Regions from separate parts of the Homo sapiens genome. Here region 2 is linked to region 1. A link is an interaction called in ENCODE POLR2A ChIA-PET data of the cell type or tissue named here. Cell type or tissue: CD4-positive, alpha-beta T cell. All regions are shown on one strand. Links, peaks and the distances in the headings refer to the core of each region. The heading gives the core; the rest is flanking DNA.

Region 1 (2,971 bases), core at 311-2,810:
GAAGTGGGAAGATGGCTTGAGCCCAGGAGTTGAAGGATGCTATGAGCTCTGATTGTGCCACTGCACCCCTGCATGGGCAATAGAGTGAGACCCTGTCTCTTTAAAAAAAAAAAAAAAAGTATCATATTGTATGTGTTCTGTAGAACTTGCTCCCACACTTTAACATTTTGCTTTAAAGATTTGTTCATGTACTTAGATCATTCCTTTTCACTGCTTTATGAGCTGAATCATTTCTGCTCTTCTTTCCATCCATACCCATTGGTCTCCAAAGTATCCAGGCCTCCCCAAAAGTTCCTGCAGGAGACCTCAGTTCCACTGGCTTTCAGGTCATTATTGTTCCAGCACTACTTCTCCATTTCTGGTTCCAGCCCTTCTCTCCCACATTCTCAAGCTTCTAGAGGGTCATAAGAGAGGAAAAACGCCAAATGCCTTTGATAAAATGTTGCCTTTCCAGTGGTATGCATGTTTGTGTGGAGTGGGAGGGAAGTGAGGGCAGATGTGACTTACTCTCAGCATTAATTCAAGTTTAAAAGTAAAATCTTTAGGTTTGCCTTGTCCAGTAAAAAATGCCAAGAGCCATAACTGCTCATTCTCTCTCTCTCTCTCTCTTCTCTCTCTCTCCTCTCTCTCTCTCTCTCATACACACACTTGGTTAATGCAATATTTACGTTGTTTTTGCTTCAACAAACTAAAGAGGAGAAGAGAGTTGGTAGGTTAAAGGGGCAGGTTATTCTTTTTTTTTTTTTTTTTTTTGAGGCAGAATCTCGCTTTGTCACCCAGGCTGGAGAGCAGTGGCTCGATCTTGGCTCGCTGCAAGCTCTACCTCCCAGGTTCATGCCATTCTCCTGCCTCAGCCTCCTGAGTAGCTGGGACTACAGGTGCCCGCCACCACACCCAGCTATTTTTTTTTTTTTTGTATTTTTAGTAGAGACGGGGTTTCACTGTGTTAGCCAGGATGGTCTCAGTCTCCTGACCTCATGTTCCGCCCGCCTCGGCCTCCCAAAGTGCTGGGATTACAGGCGTGAGCCACTGTGCCCGGCCAAAGGGGCATGTTATCTTATTAAGGGCAGGCAGTCTCTCACAGAAAGAATCACTGTATTAGTGTAGGGAGAATCACTGCCTAGGTCAGCCGTGTGTCAATGACCTGTGTCACTGTCCTCAGTCTGCACAGTGAGACTGGAGGCTGCATGCCATGGTCTACAGATCCCTCACTACAGAAAATTTGCTTCAGCATTCTCCGTGAGAGTCACAGGGAGATTGATTATGGGGGTCAATGCTCAATGGCATCATGGCTGGCCAAGCTTTTTGCAGAAACTTTTACTAGGGGACTGAGGATTATAGCAGCAAGCATCTTAGCATAGAGCCTTATCTGTGTTTCCACAGACTATCTTTCAAACCCAAGCTACTTGTTTATAATATTCACTTTTCAGGCAAAAACATATTTTCCACTTTTTTTCTTTTCTTGATAAAAAGTTTAAAAAACAAAATTTGCATAAACACGTATATGATGTTTCTTAGGAACAATGTTTGCCATTTGACAAAGTGTGGTGAAATTTTGTCAGAACAAGTTTACTTGAAGGAGGGATGAGACATCCTTTATCAATGTTCATATGAATCACACACATCAGAGAGAGTGGGAGGGAGAATCTTGGTTCTCTGGCACTCCCAGTACCCACATTGAGATCCGAGAGTGTCCTGATGATTTTCCTGTCTCAGTAAGTAATTAAGCTTTTCCTGAAGGAGCTCAGTTAAGTCCAAGCTTAATTTCAGTCAAGTCCAATGTTTAAGTTGCTTTTTCAGCTACATGAAATGAAAGTGTGACTCAGAATTTTCTCTCTATATCCCCTCAGATCTTTAGCACACTGAGGGTAATTACAGAGTCTCAAAGCATATCCCCACAAGATGCTCTATTTATTACAAAGGAAAAAGACACTAATTTTCCAGAGAATCCTGGAATATATCACCTCAACCAAGTGATCAAAGTTAACATCATTAGTAACAGGACAAATTAAATTGCATGCCACTAAAAGAACAATTTTTATTTCTTATGTATTCCTGACCCAATAAAACAAAACAAAACAGCACAATAGAAAGTAACTATAAGGAAACATTAGAGGGTTCAATGGTGCCCACCTGTAGTCCAAGCTACTTGGGAGTTTGAGGCAGGAGGATTGCTTGAGGCCAGGAGTTCAAGACCAGCCTGGGCAATATAGCAAGACCCTGTCTCAAAGTAAAAAGAAAAGAAAACGTTAAACCCAAACCCAAATGGAAAGACTGTTCTAGATTGAAGAACATTAAAAAGACAAGACAAAGTCACCATGTAATCCTAGGCTGTAGCTCGGACTAGAAAAAAAATTCTTTTTGCTGTAAAGGACACTCTGGCAATTGTGAGAATGCACTTCAAAGACCTCAACTTGGAGCTTAATTCACAAAGCACCCCAGCTGCCTCACTTTGAAATCCATTGCACATTTGTGTGAAGGCCATGCTTCCATGGGCTGCTCCCAGCTGATGACTGAGTATGGCAAGGACAGCAGGGCAGGCCTTCTCCTAGGAGACAAAGGATGCCTCTAATGGCCAACTTTTGCTTGACTTTGAGTAAATATCTGGCATACTTCCACCCAATCTTTTTCCCCTCTCCTCCACACAGGATCAGACTTGCATCATTGTCTGACAGCTCTCTCATCTTTCATTGACTCCCAACTCTCAGCAACATGGAAATGCCCAAATTCCCCTGACATATGGTAGAGGAAGAAATAAAGAGTTTGAGGGAAATGAGCATGAAGGAATGGATATATTAGGTAAGACCAGAAGTAATGCAGCTAGAGGATTTTGTTCTATGACATGTCCCAGATTACACGCCACTCACCAAGACTGCCAGAAAGCACTGGTGAGAGGGGCACCTGCATCAAAGAAGTCCAGTGATGGCTGTCCACTGCATGCCAAAGAGGATGGTAGGTGAGGCAGTCTCAA
Region 2 (2,867 bases), core at 93-2,592, 130 kb before region 1:
ATTTTATTTTTGTAGGTACATAGTGGATGTGTATATTTATGGGGTACATGAGATGTTTTGATACAGACATGCAATGTGAAATAAGCACACCATGGAGAATGGGGTATTCATCCCCTCAAGCATTTACCCTTTGAGTTGCAAACAATCCAGTTACATTCTTTAAGTTATTTAAAAACGTACAATTGTTATCATTGACTATAATAACTGTTGTGTTATCAAATAGTAGGTCTTATTCATTCTAATTTTTTTGTACCCATTAACTCTCCCCACCTCACCCCTTCCCTCCTACCACCCTTCCTCAGGTAGTCATCCTTCTGCTCTTAGAATACAATTGTTTTGATTTTTAGATGCCACAAATAAGTGAGAACATGTGATGTTTGTCTTTCTCTGCCTGGCTTATTTCATTTAACGTAATGATTTCAAGTTCCATTCGTGTTGTTGCAAGTGATTGGATCTCATTCTTTTCTATGGCTGAATAGTACTCCATTGTGTATATGCACATCATTTTCTTTATCCATTCATCTGCTGATGGACGCTTAGAGTGCTTCCAAATCTTAGCTATTTTAAACAGTGCTGCAGGAAACATAGGAGTGCAGATGTCTCTTGGATATACTGATTTCCTTTCTTTTGGGTCAATACTTAGGAGTAGAATTGCTGAATTGTGTGGTAGCTTTATTTTTAGTTTTCTGAGGAACTTCCAAACTGTTCTCCATAATAGTTGTACTAATTTACATTCCCACCAACACTGTTTGAGGGTTCCCTTTTCTTCACATCCTTGCCAGCGTTTGTTATTGCCCGTCTTTTGGATAAAAGCCATTTTAACTTGGATGAGATGGTATCTCATTGTAGTTTGGATTTGCATTTTTCTGATGATCAGTGATGTTGAGCACCTTTTCACATGCCTATTTGCCATTTGTCTTCTTTTGAGAAATGACTATTCAAATCTTTTGCCCATTTTTCAATAGGATTATTAGATTTTTTTCCCTATAGAGTTGTTGGAGCTCCTGATATGTTCTGGTTATTACTCCCTTGTTGGATGGTTAATTTGCAAATATTTCCTCCCATTTTGTGGGTTGTCTTTTCACTTTGTTGATTGCGTTCTTTGCTGTGCAGAAGCTTTTTAACTTGATGTGATCCCATTTGTCCATTTTTGCTTTAGTTGCCTGTGCTTGTGGGGTATTGCTCAATGAATTTTTGCTCAGATCAATGTCCTGGAGATCTTACCCAATGTTTACTTGTAGTAGTTTCACAGTGTGAAGTCTTAGATTTGAGTCTTTAACCCATTTTCGTTTGATTTTTATATGTGACAAGAGTTAGGAGTCTAGTTTCATTGTTCTGCGGATAGATATCCAGTTTTCCCAGTGCCATTTATTGAAGAGAATGTCTTTTCCCTAGTGTATGTTCTTGGCATCTTTGTGAAAAATGAGTTCACTTTAGGTGTGTGTATTTGTGTCTGGGTTCTCTATTCTGTTCCATTGGTCTATGTGTCTGTTTTTAATGTCAGTATCATGCTATTTTGGTTCCTGTAGCTCTGTAGTATAATTTGAGGTCAGGTAATGTGATTCCTCCAGTTTTGTTCTTTTTGCTTCCGATAACTTTGGCTATTATAGGTCTTTTGTGGTTCTATATAAATTTTAGGATTGTTTTTTCTATTTCTGTGAAGAATGTCATTGATATTTTAATAGAGATTGCAGTGAATCTGTAGATTGCTTTGGGAAGTATGGATATTTTAACAATATTGATTCTTCCAATCCATGAACATGGGTATATTTCCCCTTTCCATATTTTGGCTCTTCAATTTCTTTCATCATGATTTTATAGTTTTTATTGTAGAGATCTTTCATTTATTTGGTTAATTCCTAGGTATTTAATTTTATTTGTGGCTATTGTAAGTGGGATTACTTTATATCTTTTTCAGATTGTTCACTATTGGTATATAGAGATGCTACTGATTTTTGTATGTTTATTTTGTATCCTGCAACTTTACTGAATTTGTTTATCAGTTCTAATAGTTATCTGGTATAGTCTTTAGGTTTTTTTCAAATGTAAGATCATATCACCTGCAAACAAGGACAATTTGACTTCTTCCTTTCCAATTTAGATGCCCTTTATTTCTTTCTCTTGTCTAATTGCTCTAGCTAGGATTTCTATGTTGAATAACAATGGTGAAAGTGAGGATCCTTATAGTGTTCCAGATCTTAGAGGAAAGGCTTTCAGTGTTTCCCTACTCAGTATGCTACTAGCTGTAGGTCTGTCATACATGGATTTTATTATGTTGTGGTATGTTCCTTCTATACCCAGTTTTTTGAGGAGTTTTCCATGAAGGGATAATGAGTTTTATTAAGTGCTTTCTCAGCATCAGTTGAAATGATCATATGGCATTTGTCCTTCATTCTGTTGATATGATGTATCACATTGACTGATTTGCATACGTTGAACCATCCTTGCATCCCTGAAATAAATAGCACTTAGTCATGATAAATGATCTTTTTAATGTATTGTTGAATTAAGTTTGCTAGTATTTTGCTGAGATACTGGTCCATAATTTTTTTTCTTTGATGTGTCTTTGGTTTTGGTATCAGTAATACTGGCCTTATAGAATGAGTTTGTAAGTATTCCCTCCTTCTCTAATTTTTGAATAGTTTGGGTAAGATTGATATTAGTTCTTCTTTAACTGTTTGGTAGAATTCAGTGGTGAAGCCATCGGGTCCCAGACTTTTCTTTGCTGGAGACTTTTTATTATGGCTTTGTTCTCATTACTTCTTATTGGTTTGTGCGGGTTTTGGGTTTCTTCATGGTTCAATCTTGGTAGGTTGTATGTGTCTAAGAATTTATTTCCTCTAGATTTTCCAATTTATTGGCATACA

What was found. Peaks named below come from ENCODE experiments on the same cell type or tissue, not always from the same donor. Only the 100,000 strongest peaks of a DNase experiment are listed, where the experiment ranks them.
Region 2: POLR2A ChIA-PET joins it to region 1 with 5 read pairs; 11 of 35 experiments call an interaction of 5 or more read pairs at or near these places.

The regions. Positions count from the first base shown.
Region 1 is chr17:35,237,654-35,240,624 of GRCh38, reverse strand. It overlaps LOC105371932, which reads left to right. Exons shown (of 4, transcript XM_047437262.1): 4 at 1-582. Among named protein-coding and RNA genes, the nearest start is that of SLFN5, 3.9 kb to the left of the region's middle. In CD4-positive, alpha-beta T cell, for the core only: no CTCF peak of the experiment used is centred there; no DNase peak of the experiment used is centred there; H3K4me3 peaks cover 1,705 bases; H3K27ac peaks cover 1,808 bases.
Region 2 is chr17:35,369,742-35,372,608 of GRCh38, reverse strand. All of the region lies in intron 1 of SLFN11 (schlafen family member 11), which reads left to right. Among named protein-coding and RNA genes, the nearest start is that of SLFN11, 2.4 kb to the left of the region's middle. In CD4-positive, alpha-beta T cell, for the core only: no CTCF peak of the experiment used is centred there; no DNase peak of the experiment used is centred there; H3K4me3 peaks cover 70 bases.